Linked DNA regions of Homo sapiens: region 2 is linked to region 1. Evidence: read pairs that join two places in POLR2A ChIA-PET (ENCODE). Cell type or tissue: MCF 10A. All regions are shown on one strand.

Region 1 (8,000 bases):
GTGGAACACCATTTCTATAAAAAAATTAAGAATGAGACAGGTGTGGTGGTACACGCCTATAGTCCCAGATACTTGGGAGGCTGAGGTGAGAGGATAGCTTGGGCCCAGGAGGTCGAGGCTGTAGTGAGTCATGATGGCACTACTGCACTCCAGCCTGCACAACAAAATGAGACCCTGTTTCTTAAAAAATAAATAAAACTATTCCAGTACTTCCACAATTCTGTGGCCCAATTATGTTGGGTAAAGGCTATTCAGTTTGATATTGTCTGATTAATATCAAACTGAATAGCCTTTACGCAACATAATCACAAGCTGAGTACCCCAAATCTGAAAATTCAAAACCCAAAATGCTCCAAAATCCAAAACTTTTGAGCACTGGCATGGTGTTGAAAGGAAATACTCATTGAAGTATTTTGGATTTCAGAATTTCAAACCTGGGATGTTCAATCCGCAAGTATAATGCAAATATTCTTAATTCCAGAAGAATCTGAAATCTAAAACACTTCTGGTTCCAAGCATTTTGGCAAAGGGATACTCAATCTGTATTTTTATTTATCTTATTTTATTTATTTATTTGAGATGGGAGTCTCGCTCTGTGGCCCAGGATGGAGTGCGGTGGCACAATCTTGGCTCACTGCAACCTCCACCTTCCAGGTTCAAACAGTTCTCGTGCCTCAGACTCCAGAGTAGCTGGGGTTACAGGTGTGTGCATCCATGCCCAGCTAATTTTTGTTTGTTTGTTTGTTTGTTTTGAGACAGAGTCTTGCTCTGTCACCCAGGCTGGAGTGCAGTGGCGCGACCTCAGCTCACTGTAAGCTCCACCTCCCGGATTCACACCATTCTCCTGCCTCAGCCTCCCGCCATTCTCCTGCCTGAACCTCCTGCGTAGCTAGGACTATAGGCACCTGCTACCATGCCTGGCTAATTTTTTGTTATTTTTAGTAGAGACAGGGTTTCACCGTGTCAGCCAGGATGGTCTTGATCTCCTGACCTCGTGATCTGCCCGCCTCGGCCTCCCAAAGTGCTGGGATTACAGGTGTGAGCCACCATGCCTGGCATGTATTTTTTAAGTATAGCTACTTAACCCATTAAAAATATACCCTTACTATTCTATGGTAAAATTAATTCACAAATCATTATGAGAAAAGCTTTTCATATCAGGAAGTCTAGCACAAATATTTTAACTTCAGTATTTTAGGAAACAGTCTATAGTCTGCTTAAAGTATTTATTATGTATTTGTATTTCCATAATAAGTTCATAATGAAGCAACATTCATTCTATGCTATTAGTCTAGGATCACATGGTAGCTTCCTAGATTCTAGGTGATAATATTTTAGAGTTCTTAGAAATTACATTTGGGTAACTCAGACAGCAAGTTCAAAAATTTATTTTATTTCTTAATCTTCCAACATTGACATCAGACTGTAAGAGAATTCTTTTTAAAGGTTTTTTTTTTTAATTTGTATCCCTCTATTTATTTATTCATTTGAGACCGGGTTATAAGACTGGCTAATTTTTGTATTTTTGGTAGAGACAGGGTCTTGCTACGTTGCCCAGGCTGGTCTCAAACCCCTGGGCTCAAGGGATCCACCCACCTAGGCTTGAAATGTGCTGGGATTACAGGCTTGAGCCACAGCGCCCGCCTGGCTGCGAGCATTCGCATTTTTGTGATGTATCATTACCACCCAATACAGAAGGCATTTGTGATCTCCCTCAGGTCAGATAGTAATAAGGGCTGGGCATGTAAAATGGGTTCCCTCCCATCTCTAGTGCTCTGAAAGGGATGACTGGGCCTCTCTCTCACGTGGATATAATTTCCACATGGCCACCAGGGCTTCTCACATGCTGGCTGGATCCCAAGAAGGGGTGTTCAAAGTATGAGACAGAAATTACAGATCTCTTTAGACTCAATTTTAAAAGTTACACAGTGTCACTTCTACCGCAAACTATTGGTCAAAATACATCACCGGGCCAACGCAGATTCAAGGGGAAAGGTTACAGACTCTACATCTGGATGGGAGTATGGTAAGAACTTTCAGCCCACCACAGGGCCAGAGAGCAGACAATAAGGCACAGCTGGGCTGCCCCGGCACATATGCTTTTTTCACTGTGTGGCTCCCACCACTTTTTTTTTTTTTTTTGGAGACAGAGTCTCACTCTGTCACCAAGGCTGGAATGCAGTGGCACAATCTCAGCTCACTGCAACCTCTGTCTCCCAGGCTCAAGCAATCATCCCACCTCAGCCTCCCAAGGAGACGGGGCTACAGGCGTGTCCCACCAGGCCTGGCTAGTTTTTGTAATTTTTGTAGAGACAGGGTTTTGCCATGTTGTCTAGGCTGGTCTCAAACTCCTGATCTCAACTGATTTGCCCGCCTCAGCCTCCCAAAGTGCTGGGATTACAGGCACAAGCCACCACACCCAGCCCCACCTTTACAAAAGAGCAAGAACTGCATCACAAAGGCATTCCTGGTTGGGCAGGGGCAGTGGGGAATGTACTGACAGACAAAACCCGGATGCTCCTTCAGCAATGGCTTAGGGCAGGGCTTGGCAAACTTTTCCCGCGAAGCGGAAAATAATAACTATTTCAGGCCTTGAGGGCAATACAGTCTCCGTTGCAATTCCGCAGTTGTAGCTGGAAGGCAGTCAGAAAATATGGAAATGAATGGGTGTGGCTGTATTCCAATAAAACTTTATTTATAACAGCAGGCGGTGGGATGGATTTGACCCATGGTCTGTGAGAATAAGCACTGGATTTGGTACTGGAAAACCAGGCCTGGAATTCTGACTTTACTACTCACTACCAGTGTGACCTTGTTTGAGTTTCTTAAAATTTCTGAAGCACGTCCTCCATATCTCAAAAACAGGGATAATGTCATCCATCTCCTAAGGTGGCTCTGGGGAGTGAGGTAATACAGGTGAAAGTGCAGTGCACATCCCCTCATAAGACAAACACGCCTTCACTGCAGTGCAGAGCCTGGAAAACAGCTCAAGGGGCTGTAGGGAAGTCCCACCAGGCAGGACACAAGGGAGTGTCAGGCACTGTTTTCCAACAAAGTGAAGACTTCACTGATGAGAATTATATTAGGCAGCAGCAGCCTAAATAGTCTTTGTTAAAGACCTATCCTTGTTTTGCTTTTTCTCAACAGCATAATACTTTGTTTTAAGGCATACAGATAGCGCTGACACAACCTATTTCACAAACCCTATTTCACACAGAGTAGCATGCATGGTCAGTGAAAAGGAAAATAAAAACCACCAACATGAAGAAGCCTCAGAGGTGCCAGGACTCAAATACAAAGTTTTTCAGAGGGGTAGCAGTATAGTCATGCTGTATTTAAGCTGGTTTTGTAGATTCTGAAATGTTAAAAAATAGTCTCCAAGACAAGCATATTTTTTAATGCTAAAAGTATAACTGGAATTATTAAACATGTGAATGCAAACTTGATTTTTTTTGAAATTGGCCCTAGTAGGAAAAAAAATATTCAAAATTAAGACCTATCCTTAGCCAAAGGAATCAAAAGCACTGAAGCATTTTGTTTGCACCTCCGCTAATACGGCACTCCTTTATAATACCAGTAGTTCACCAAGAGATTGAGAGTTTCACAAGAGTAACAGGCAGCACTGTACTCCTGCTTTTGGAAAATTCCACTTCATCCACAGGAAAGTGGACATGTTAGAAGGTGAGTGACTTGTCCATTGTCAAAATCTTGTCTGCTGTAGGATTCCTGCCACACATATGAGCAGGATCTCTCTCAGCCATGACTCCTCTTGCAATTTCAATGTCCCCTTCTCCCAAATGGGCAGCCTTAGCCAGAAGCAGCTGTCCCAGAGCCTCCACCCGAGACAGCTGCATTCTGGAGGGATGGCGTCAGCAATAGCCTAGAAGGGCGTGGTTTCCCTCCTGAGCCCCAGAGTGAGTGCCAATGGCTGTCATCATTTGAATTGAATATCCGTTTCCAAAATAACCTGGACCATTTCCAAGGCAAAGTACTACTGAATAAAGCTCAAATCCATGCAGATGGGTAGATGGATGGGCTTGTTGCTCCTGATTCATTAGTTAATAAACTGGTATATATTGTTGGTGTTCTGATTCATAAATTAGATGGGAAAGAAGTGAGATGACTTAGCATAACACAAGCCAAAGTGAACATTCCCAAATTCTCTTGTATTTGTACTTGCACGGAATGGAATTCTCACATGATGGCTGGGATTTCTATATTAAGTGTCTCAGGCCAATCTTCTACTAAATAAAGTTCAAGTGGCACTGGGTTCACATGATATTCAGAGCTCTGTAGCAGCTGATTGTTTTCCCCGTATCTCCTGCTTTGGAACTTCAGCTTCAAAGTAGCTCCTTGCCTGCTTTTGCCATGGCCAGGGTCCACTCTGTATCCAGGAGGTGTAAATATGATGAGCTATGAAAAGGCTGACAGACAACAGGGCTGCCTCCCTGGCACTGTGTGTGTGTGTGTGGGTGTGCGTGGGGGGGTGGGGTGTGCATGGGGGGGTGTGCGTGGGGGAGGTGTGCATGGGGGGGTGCGTGTGTGGGTGGGTGTGTGCATGCACGCATGCACAGATGTAGACACACACCCATCACTTGAAAACTTAAGGTCAATGGTTACGTAAGATGTTAACATTAGAGGAAGCTGGGTCAAGGGTGTATGGGAACTCTGCACACTTTTTGTAACTTTTCTATAAATCTAAAATTATACCATAACAAAGAACTTTTTAAAATGCACTTTTAAGTCAGCTTCCAGGCCTGAAGCATACCATTTAGGTTTTCACAGGGTCCTTCAGCATAAGTCATTAAGTCCCTTGGAGGGTCAGTTTATTTAGCCCTAAATGAACCTGATGAGATCCCCAAAAAACTGCAAAACAAACAAACAACAACAACAAAAAAGGCCGGGCGCGGTGGCTCATGCCTGTAATCCCAGCATTTTAGGCGGCCAAGGTGAGCAGATCAACTGAGGTCAGGAGTTCGAGACCAGCCTGGCCAACATGGCGAAACTCCGTTTCTACTAAAAATATAAAAAAAATCAGCCAGGAGTGGTGGCGGGCACATGCAATCCCAGTTACTCAGGAGGCTGAGGCAGGAGAATGACTTGAACCAGGAAGGCGGAGGTTGCAGTGCGTAGAGATCGCACCACTGCACTCCAGCCTGGACAACAAGAGCAAAACTCCGTCTCAAAAAAAAAAAAAAAAAAAGCAGCCAAAAATGACCTGACAAACAGGTGTGATATTAATATGACAACATTCACATTAAGGCTTGTTCCCAATGACAGACTGAGACTATAAACCAGTGAGACTGCTAAGGGACCACGCCTGGAAAAAGAGGCACTCCTCTACCGTTACATTACTCTCCTGTCCCACAGTTTCAAAGCTGCCCCGTCTCTCCTCCCTGCTCCTCAGAACCCAGAGGTCTTGGTATCTGCTATTCCCTCTACCTGGAATCTCCCTTTACCACCCGCCCTCACCCACCACCACCCCCCACCCCCCACCGTGGTGCTGTAGCCATCTCTGTCTTTTTTCATATCTTAACTGACATCTCAACCCCTCGGCATCCCCTTCCTTTATTTTTCTTCTTAGAAGCTATTCCTTCTGATACACTACAATATACTCATTTGTTTATTTCCCCTCTCTCCCAAATAGAATGTAAGCTCCATGTGGATGGAGCTTTTGTGTGTTTTGTTCACTGCTAACAGGATTTCTTGAAAACCTTCTATGGGCTTTCCCCTGTGAGTCTTATTGACATGGTTCTCTGGAATCATTGGGAAAAAAACAGAATGTTTTTTAAAAAGAAAAGACATTTCTTATGCAGGGGGAAAGAAAGAAGTGATTAATATCAAACAAGCACTTTCAGAATTGCTATGTACCTGTAACACTGTCCTCCATGCTTTATTGTATCATTGTCCACACTAAGTATATTACTTTATATAATCTCACTCATTCCTCAATGATCTGTGAAGTCAAAGGAGCAGGCGTTATTATGCCCACTGCACAGAGGAAGAAACTGAAGTACCACAAGCAAACGGTGAAGCCAGAACAAGAATCTAAGTTACCCTATATCCTGCCTAGAAGAGCCTCCATCACAGCTAGCTGTCTCTCTGTAGAAGAATAAAAATACTCTGAAATAAGTCACTTTTAAATTTTTTTCTGGAAAATAAAAAGCTTTCTGAGTTGGATGATTTTTTTAATAGAACACAAATATGAAGGAAAACTATACATGACCTGTCACGTATATTCTTGTAGGAAAATGCACAGAAGTGTCCACGAGGAAGAAAGGAAATCCCCGAGGCCTGCTGATAGGCACAGGGAGAAACAGGCCACAGTTCTCTTTTAGCCACTGTTTTGAAAATTTTATTAGAATTCATAAAGACTATCAAAAAGATAACTGATGAAGACAAGTCATTATCTTTCTAAAATATGGTTAACTCAGGTCCTATCCTGGAGTGGAGAGCAGGGATGGGAATCTCAAAATCTGTATACACACAGAAGCACACTTGACAGGGCCCTGAAGTCCCAGCCTGGGCAACACAAAGAGGCCTCGTCTCTAATAAAAATTTTTTAAAATTAGCCAGACATAGTGGTGCATGCCTATAGTCCCAGCTACTCAGGAAGCTGAGGGGGAGATTCACTTGAGCCTGGGAGGTTGAGGCTACGGCAAGCCATGATCGCACCACTGCACTCCAGCCTGGGCAACAGAACAAGACCCTGTCTCAAAAGGAAAAAAAAAAAGTTCCCTGAAGTCCAAAGCCTACTTATATCATACGTATGTATATTTGTGTGTATACATATACATACAAATATATACACGCATGCATACACACCTGGATTTATTTTAAATTCAGTAAATTAGCACTTTATCTTTAAAAAAATTGCAGCACAGAGCAGATGGTAAAGAGTAAATCTCTTAAGATACACATTTTTTCACATTTCAATATCTCTAAAATTGAATTTTGTCTTATAGCCAATCGTCCTTTACTATGCTTACTTTGTAGCATTTTTTGCTTTCTTAGAGGTACATAAAGCAATGGCGTATCTTACGATCTGTTGTGTGTGGGGGTGGGAGCTCAGCGCAACAATTCAAATGGGCCACCAAACAATGGGCAAGGCCCACAATGGACATTAAAGGGAGATCCCTGCATCAGCCAGGAGGTAGGACAGGTTGACTTTAAAGGTTCCCTCCAGGCCAGGCATGGTGGCTCATGCCTGTAATCCCAGCACTTTGAGAGGCCGAGGCAGGCAGATCGTCCAAGGTCAGGTGTTCAAGACCAGACCAGCCAACATGGTGAAACCTCGTCTCTACCAAAAATACATTAAAAAATAAGCTGGGCGTTGTGGCGGGGGCGCCTGTAATCCCAGCTACTGGGGAGGCTGAGGCAGGAGAATTGCTTGAACCCGGGAGGCAGAGGTTGCAGTGAGCTGAGATCACACCACTGCACTCCAGCCTGGGCAACAAGAGTGAGACTCTGTCTCAAAAAATAAATAAATTAAATTAAATTTAAAAATAAAGGTTCCCTCCAGTCCTCAGTTATCATAATAAAGATGAACATGATAAAATGAAATTTAAAGGCAAAAGCATACTTACAAACAAACCTTGTCTTCGTCAATCTCCACAACTGCCAAGGTACATGAGTATTATCTATATTTTAAAGATGAGGAGGTTCCAAGGAGTATTTTACCCAGAAGCCGGCCACAAGTCTCACTTCCCAATGAAATGCCCACTGTGGCAGAGCAGTAAGAGAAGCAGCAGCCAAACCAGAAGAGCTTAAAGGTGGCAAAAATAACCCAACCAAGGGGCGAAGGGCAAACCTGGGTAGCAGTAAAGGAGGAAATGATATTTGAGTTCAGCTTTACAAGGAAGCTCACTGAATGACATGTTCAGGTTTACAGGCATTTAAAATGAAAACGCCTTTCAGTTGGTTGTATTTTCTGGTTCCTTCAAATACTTAAGAATAAAAGCACAAACTGATTAACATGGTGTGGGCCACGTGTCAGGTGA
Region 2 (8,000 bases), 90 kb before region 1:
CTACAAACAAAATATGCCTCTTTGACATAAGGATTATTTTGAGCAGAAGCAACTGAAGAACAGCAGATGCCGGAAAAGCTCTAAAAACGGAGCATAAATTTTCCTTTTGTAAAGAAATTTACATTTGGAAGGGTGTCTCCGTCTCCTGTACAATCTCTTATCTATGGACAAGGCACCCACTTGAATCTGCACACCTTATTAAACATGTCTTGAGTATCCCACGTTTCCAAGTTGCCTTCCCATAACTTACTCCCCAGCAGGAATCCCAAACCCGTTTTCCTTTGTCTCACCTTTTCTCCATACTTTGTTGCCCTTTGGGATGACACAGAACCCGCCAAATTCTACTTGCCTCTTTGACTCTTATTTCTTTGTGATTGCCAGTGCCTACTTACATAATTAAAACTGATTTTTCTCTTGTTAATGTTTTTTATCAGTTTGTTTCTCAGGGCACCTAGCTACTGAATCAAGCAGGGTAGAGGCATAAAGTTTTTCCTCTGCTATACCCTCAACGTCCCCACCTCCCTAGCCCATATCCTCCTATCTTTCAAGGTCTGGTTCAGCACTGCTCCCCATCTCCTTCAGGTATGAGCATCTTTCTCTCCACTTCACCTGTCCCATTGATGCTCAATGTTCCTCACTCACATTTCACTTCTCTGCTCCTAGAGAGCAGGGTTGGCACGACTGAGGGTCATGTCCCCAAAGACCTTGCTCATACAATTTAAATAAACAAATAAGGCTGGGCAAAGAGGCTCACACCTGTAATCCCAGCACTTTGAGAGGCTGAGACAGGAGGATCACTTGAGCCTAGGAGTTCAAGACCAGCTTGGGCAACATAGTGAGACCCCATCTCTACAAAAAAATTAAAAAATGAGGCAGGAGGATCACTTGAGCCCAGGAGGTCAAGGCTGCAATGAGTCTTGATCATGCCACTGCACTCCCGCCTGGGTGACAAGAAGAAGACCTTGCCTCTAAATAAATAAATAAATAAATAAGGCTGGGTGCAGTGGTTCACGCCTGTAATCCCAGCACTTTGGGAGGCCAAGGCAAGCAGACCACCTGAGATCAGGAGTTCGAGACCAGCCTGGCCAACATGGTGAAACTCCATCTCTACTAAAAACACAAAAATAAGCCAGGCATGGTGATGGACACCTGTAATCCTAACTACTCAGGAGGTTGAGGCAGGAGAATCGCTTGAACTTGGGAGGCAGACATTGCAGTGAGCTGAGATCGTGCCACTGCACTCCAGCCTGGATGACACAGCAAGACTCCATCTCAAAAAAAAAGAAATAAATAAATAAAACAAAATTAAAATTAAATAAACAAGAGCACCACAAAGCTCCAAAAACTTGGGTTCCAGGCTTGCTTTGGCTTTCTTGCCAAGTCTCTAGTCCTCAGCTCCTATGTCAGAGAGGACATTATCTCTATTTTACTATAGCCAGTGATAATAAAAACAGTTACATTATAAAACTGTTTACATTTCATTCTTTTTCTTTTTTTAATCCCCTTAATAACCACAGAGGAGAGTGCTGTGTGTGGAAAGAGAGAAGTCAACCTCTACCTTCACGGGCGCATCACACAATAAAACACAAGACAAAGAAATGGGGATCTGTTTGCGTCAACACGTAGGAAAATTCGAAAACTCAGTTCAGAAATGCAGCTTTTCAATTAATGCTTAAAATACCTCTAACAAAACTTCACTCACGCACAAAAAGAAAAAAAACACTCACGAACCAGCCACCGCCATCTTGGGTGACATTTCAGAGATCACTGAAATCAAGTGAGGAACAGAGCGCACCAGACTGCCCTTGCGTATACCATAAATCTTCATTATAGAGTAAGAAGCTGTAAGAATAACTTCTGCGACAATCTACCCGAGTTTCTTCATTTGTGAAATCAGTATGAACTAGACCACCTCCTACCCCAACATTCAAATCTATCAGGTTATAAAAGGGGGAGGTGAGCGGGGATGGAGAGCAAGTCTGATTACAAAAGAAACTGAAGCAACAAACAGGTGGTCAAAATGCTGTACCTTGTTCAAAATACCATTCCTTTTTTTTTTATTTTTTTTAAGACAGGATCTCACTCTGTCGCCCAGGCTGGAGTACAGTGGCATAATTATAGCTTCCCTCACCCTCCTGGGCTCAAACAATCTTCCCACCTCAGCTTCCGAGTAGCTGGGACTATAGGCGCATGCCACCACATTCAGCTAATGTTTTTATTTTTTGTACAGACAGGATGTCACCATGTTACCCACGCTGCTCTCAAACTCCTGGCCTCAAGTGATCCTCCCCCCTTTAGCCTGCCAAAATGCTGGGCTTACAGGCATGACACACTATACCAGGCCCCCATTAGCCTTTTCAAAGATTTTTTTTTGTTAAAGGCCTTAATAACTAGTACTATTTCTGAGAAAATAAAATTAAACACTGACCTGGCTCTTCGTCGCTTACAAAGAGCTATCACTTTATTTACACTCCATAAAGGTTCCAACCAGTGTTGTTACTCCTGTTTTCCAGATGGGGAATCTGAGTTCACAGAGGCTCACAGAAATCCCAGGATGTTCCCATACCACATGGCCACATGAAGTACAAAACAGGCCTCAAACACAGACAGCCAGCGCTCTTTCTGCCATTCTACCTATTTCTAGAGTAACTACAAAGAGGGCTGTTTCTTTAACATAAGGACATACACTGAACCCAAGTCCTTTTGAAAATTAAAAAGGTGTCATACTCTTTCTAAGCACACTTTAAAAAGTGGCCAGTGTAGCCAAGAAACAATCTAAGATCCCGAAACTGACCTAAATAATTCTTTTCCAGCCCCTCCCCATGCCTGAGGCTGCTTTCCATGGACATCAATCAGCACAGTTTCCCAAACACACGTGATGTAAAGAATCCCCCAAAGCATGTGCTAAAAATTTAGATTTCTCAGGACTTCTCCTAGTCTGATGTGAGTCTGAGAATCTGCTTTTTTAATAAGCAGATGACTTTCAATGATTTCCCAAGTTTTAGAGGTTCTGCACCAGAGATGGGATGCATCCAATCGGGGTAACTATGACCCTGTCTGACACCAGAGTTTAAACTGTAAACATTGAGTATGTATGTGCAAATTCTGCCAAGGCCATTGCTATTTTGCATTGATCGCTGGCTATTTCAAATCTCTCGTAAAAGTTACTTGAAGACACTGGGTAATCAACCCCTCCCATGTCTTATTATTATAAGCCCCTGTCCCATGCCTCTTATTATATCCTCCTCTGGGGGCGGGGGAGCAGGACAGGCAGAGATGGGTGCTGAATAGAAGACCCCCACAACAAACATTAATAAACAGGAGGAATACAGTTATTCAACACTGAATAAAGTTCTCCTAACCCTCAAAGATAGAAGAGAACAGTAGCTATCCCTTAATTCCAACTTCAAAAGAGGGGTCCTAATTGGCCTGCAATCTATATTCCCATCCATATACATTTCTTTTTCAGTGCTAACACTGCAATTTAAGTGTGAGTCAGTAGCTCTGACATAAATGATGATTCTGCATCTTTTTTAAAACATTTGACTCACCTTTTATTAGTATCAAAAGTTCTGTAAAAGCTTCCCTCATTGACGATTCAAATGCCAAATAATCAGAGACAAAGCAATGGTGTGTGTCTATTGAGTTGCAATAAAAAAGACAGAGGCAAATAAAAGACAGGTACATATAAACAGGGGCAAATTTCATTTCCAGACTAATCTGCCTGAAGCTAGGAAGGAACTCAACTAGTTAGAAATGTGTAAGCAAGTAACCACAAAATTGGCACATAATTGAAATCTCCTTTTTGTACGTTTCCTAAACCAGTTTATTTCTGGACTTCTGTTCCTTTATTCCCTACTTTGCTACCTCTTTAAATGGGAGTATGAAAATACCAGTGGTCCCAGTAAATTCTGTCTCAAAAACCTTCTTCCCTTCATCCAAAATGGGATAGATGATAAAGGACAAGTATTTTGCTCAACATACATTCAGACAATAACAATAATTCAGAAATAAATAAATCAATATATTTACCCTTGAACAGTTGAGCCATCTCCTCTTCTATTTTCCTTTGCTCTTAGAGGAAGACAGATCAGGGTCTCTCAGGGCCAAAAGACTCAACTGAGGAAGTGCTGGGTAAGAAAATCCTTCTGATGGATACCCAGATAAGAGCAGGCCTCCGCTCACCCTCCAGATTGACCATGGCAAGCGACTGGCTTTATTTCAGGGTGTAAAGGGAACTGGATGGTGTGGCATTTGGGTCATGGTATTAGGAAACCTTCTTCCTCCACTTCTAGGATGGCATCCACAGAGCTATGGCCCCACCTGACTAATCCACGGGGCCTCTGACAGCACCCTGCTGTAACCAGTGCTCCCTAATCCAATGGTACAGTGAGGATGTATTCAATCCCTTACTTTAAAAAGTTATAGAGGGTTCAATGAGTCACAAATCACCAAGGAAACTAGAAGGAGGTCAATGATGGTTTCCAAAAAGGAGCATCTCTAGAATTTCCTTTTGGAGTTAGGTAACAGAATGGGAACTTGCTTTTAGAATGAATATATTCCAAAGAAAAAATTCACTCATCTTTTCCCCTCATGACCCTGGGAACTGCCTCCAATCCTTGTTACTCAAAATAGTTAAAGATGTACACAGAACGAACATGACAATGTCTGCATCTAAAGCTGGGGGCCAGTGAGATTGAACTGGCATAGTTTTTCCACACATTTAAATACCATCCCCTGAGAAAGCCTTAACCCACAGTCGCGGCAAAAATCAGTGGATAAGAGATAATTATGTAGTTTTTCAGTTTACTAACTAGGCCAGGTCCCAGCCTGTTACATCATTCAGGTTAATCAAATGTAGTCAGGAATAGAGCATTCTGAAACTCCCGACTCAATTAAAAAGCACTTACCTTATCTATTAATGGCTCATATAGGGCTGGGAACATATCATCACTGGGGAACAGACCCTCAAAGTGTATATATTAATTGGGCCCCTTTTTTGTGAAGGCATGTGATATGAGGGTCACTTTCAAGACAAAATTAAAGACAGATTAACTGTGTAATACACAATTTTGATGTCCAACACCCCAGGAACCTGAGACCCCGCCCACTGTGATGTCTCTGAGAACGCACCTCAGTGCTGTTTTCTGTGTGCTTGAAACCTCCTGAGACCTGTCCAGCCACACAACTTGGCCTCCACCCAGTCTCCCTTGGAATGTGCCACACCCTCCCTGCACAAACCAAGGTAGTGACAGAAGGACACATTCTTTCCCTGCCCCTCCCATCACCTCCCCACCCCCATCTCTGTTGGATCCAACAAGCAAACTTCATTTGAATCACCCGCTAAGTGGTAAGCTGCTTCTGCCTTTTCTCCAGCCTCTGATGGTTCCCAGGTCTGGGCTCAGAAAAGGGCAGAGTCTTCCAGGCCTGCTGCTGACAGTCCAGGAAGCCACCTCCTGAACACACTATTCCAAGCCCCCAGTTTCCTATCCCCTCCAACAGCAAGAGCGCAGTGAACACATTTCCACTTGCACACATTCATGCATCAACAACACACTCACGTCTCACACCAGAGAAAATTCAATCCAATAGAAGTATAACACTTACAAGCCCAGCACACCAAAAACCATCTCCCCTTCTAAGCAAACAATCATACATACTGCAGGAGTCTTTCACGGTAAAGAGCCCTGCCCACCTGCCACCTCCTCCACCATGCCTTTGGAATTGCCAGAGCCAGTGGTGCTAGTTCTGGTACCTCCCACCCGCCAGCCGCCTGTCTCCCCTAAAGGTTTCAGGACACCCCCCACCCAGAAGGAGACAATACCCCTATACATCCCGGCTCTGTTTTGCAGGGGCCATAATTACCATCCGAGCATTCTTCATAATACCAGTCTAGTTCATAATAATCCGCTTCGATAAATTTCTGCATAGTCAGTAGTCTTGCAGAGGAAAGAATGGACTTCACAGCACCATCAACGTCAAGTAAAACGCTGCCATGCCTCCCCGCCCTTCCAGAATACTGGACAGAAGAATATCCCGAAACACACCAGAATTAGGCTGTACATTCTTAACGACAGTCTGGAGCCAAAACAGTAAAGTGGGCAATGAAAAGAAAAATTCTATGGGGGAAGGAGGGAGTAGGAGGAGCAGAAAGGAAGGCAATTTGCAGAGAGCTAACGGAGACCCTGGCAGCACTGCCAATAAAGCAGCACTGGACAGCAGCCCTGAATGGGAGTAGCCAGGATCGTCCTATCCAGACGCCTAGAGGGTGACGTCAGAGACACACACCACCACTGGCTGTCTCACTCAAGCCTCGTCTCCTGCTCGCCGCTCATCTTTCAATCTAACCGTTGCCATAGAAACTGGCCGGCTCTGAAAAATGATGCAGAGATGGAGGAAATGTCTTCCAAGGATGCTGGCAGCAGAGGCTGAGAGATGCCAGGCAGGGAAAAGAAAGGGTACAGGCAAGGGAGAGACAGAGGGGTCAGCACCATCATCACCTTCAAGAAACGTAAGGACAAGCTTATTCACCCTACTTTGGGTCACGATAGAAAGAAGACTCTGGATTTGAAATCTGCCACCTTTTAAAATCTGCAAATCATTACTTTTGGTTTCCTTTCCTCAACCTGATTTCACACATTAAACATCTTCTATAATTTTTGACCACCACTTAAAGGAAATGTAAATTACTTAGAAAATGGAAACATTTTCACTTAGATGCACTACTATTCTCTGCTCATGCTTTTGCTCAAACTTCTAGAAAAACAGCCTGTCACATACAAATAGAGGAGGGCGCCATCACAAAGGGCTTGTGCAGTACAATATGCTGTTTCATGGACACGTACATGTGTAATCAAGGCGTTAAAGTGCACACTAGAAGAAAAAAGTCCACCTGCAGGAAGTTAGTTGCCTCTGGGGAAGGAGTGAGGAAATGAGGTTTTAAAACTTTCCTTATAAATGCACCCATATGTTTTATTTCCTTAAAAAATACAGTTAATATTAGTTCTAAATGTTTGATATGTTTGAAATATTCATAATAAAACAAGGTAGTGGATAATAAGACAGATTCTAGGCTATCCTATAGGTTGAATTTCATTCCCTAAAGCAGGGTCTCTCAACCTCAGCACTATTGACATTTGAGGTTAGGTAATTCTTGCTGTGGAAGGCTATTCTGGGCATCGCAGGATGTTTAACAGCAACCCTGGTGCCTACCCACTAAACGCAGGTAGCACTACCCTCCACCCCCAAGATGTGACAACCAAAAATGTCTCCAGACATTGCCAAATGTCCCCTGGATATAAAACTGCTTGGTTGAGAACCTTGCCCTAAACCAAAACTACTTATTTACTTCATTGTCCTCTTGGCCAGGTACTGTAAGTATCTGTTGGTGTCAACAGCAGCATATATACAGATAATAGTGTGTGTGTGTGTGTGTGTGTGTTTCTATGTATGTGTATGTCTGCTTCTGTGTGTAAAATAGAAATTTAAAGGAAAATCACATAGACACACACATCTTATATAGAGAATCTTAGATGGAATCCATACTTTGTATCGATCCATCTCAATCTTCCTAAATCACTGGAAGCTGAAGAGCCTGTAACGTTGTGTTGTGAGGTCCTCAAAGAAATCTCTCTCTGCTCTGGGGTACCCTCTCCTCATGTTACAGCCATGTCTGGCCCTTATCATTGGGCCTTGCTTGCACACCTGGGCAGGATACCACATCAGACCTTCCCACTTGCCAGGTGGCTGGCCAACCCCATTTGGCCCAGCCTTTAGTGAGAGCAGGTCCTGTCCTCTTGTGGACTGCAAGGATCCAACCCTTTGGCACTCACTATGGATAACAGAGCCTCAAGTCCCGGAGGGAAAAGAGAAGTTAAAGGCAGGGGCCCAAACCACAAGCAGACAAAGAAACCATCCCCGCATGCTGCAGTGGAACCACTGATGCTGATGATGAATTTTGGCTAAAATTGTTAATAGGATTCCAGAAAAGTTCAGAAAAT

Evidence for each region. ChIA-PET counts read pairs that join two places held together with the same protein. Peaks named below come from ENCODE experiments on the same cell type or tissue, not always from the same donor. Only the 100,000 strongest peaks of a DNase experiment are listed, where the experiment ranks them.
Region 2: POLR2A ChIA-PET joins it to region 1 with 7 read pairs; 2 of 35 experiments call an interaction of 5 or more read pairs at or near these places.

The regions. Positions count from the first base shown.
Region 1 is chr3:42,057,829-42,065,828 of GRCh38, reverse strand. It overlaps a transcript of TRAK1 not described here. Among named protein-coding and RNA genes, the nearest start is that of TRAK1, 30 kb to the left of the region's middle. RefSeq lists a silencer at 3,827-4,046. In MCF 10A, no CTCF peak of the experiment used is centred here; DNase peaks (open chromatin) are centred at 1,798, 2,488 and 3,888.
Region 2 is chr3:42,147,465-42,155,464 of GRCh38, reverse strand. All of the region lies in intron 2 of TRAK1 (trafficking kinesin protein 1), which reads right to left. Among named protein-coding and RNA genes, the nearest start is that of TRAK1, 60 kb to the right of the region's middle. RefSeq lists an enhancer at 3,283-3,845. In MCF 10A, no CTCF peak of the experiment used is centred here; no DNase peak of the experiment used is centred here.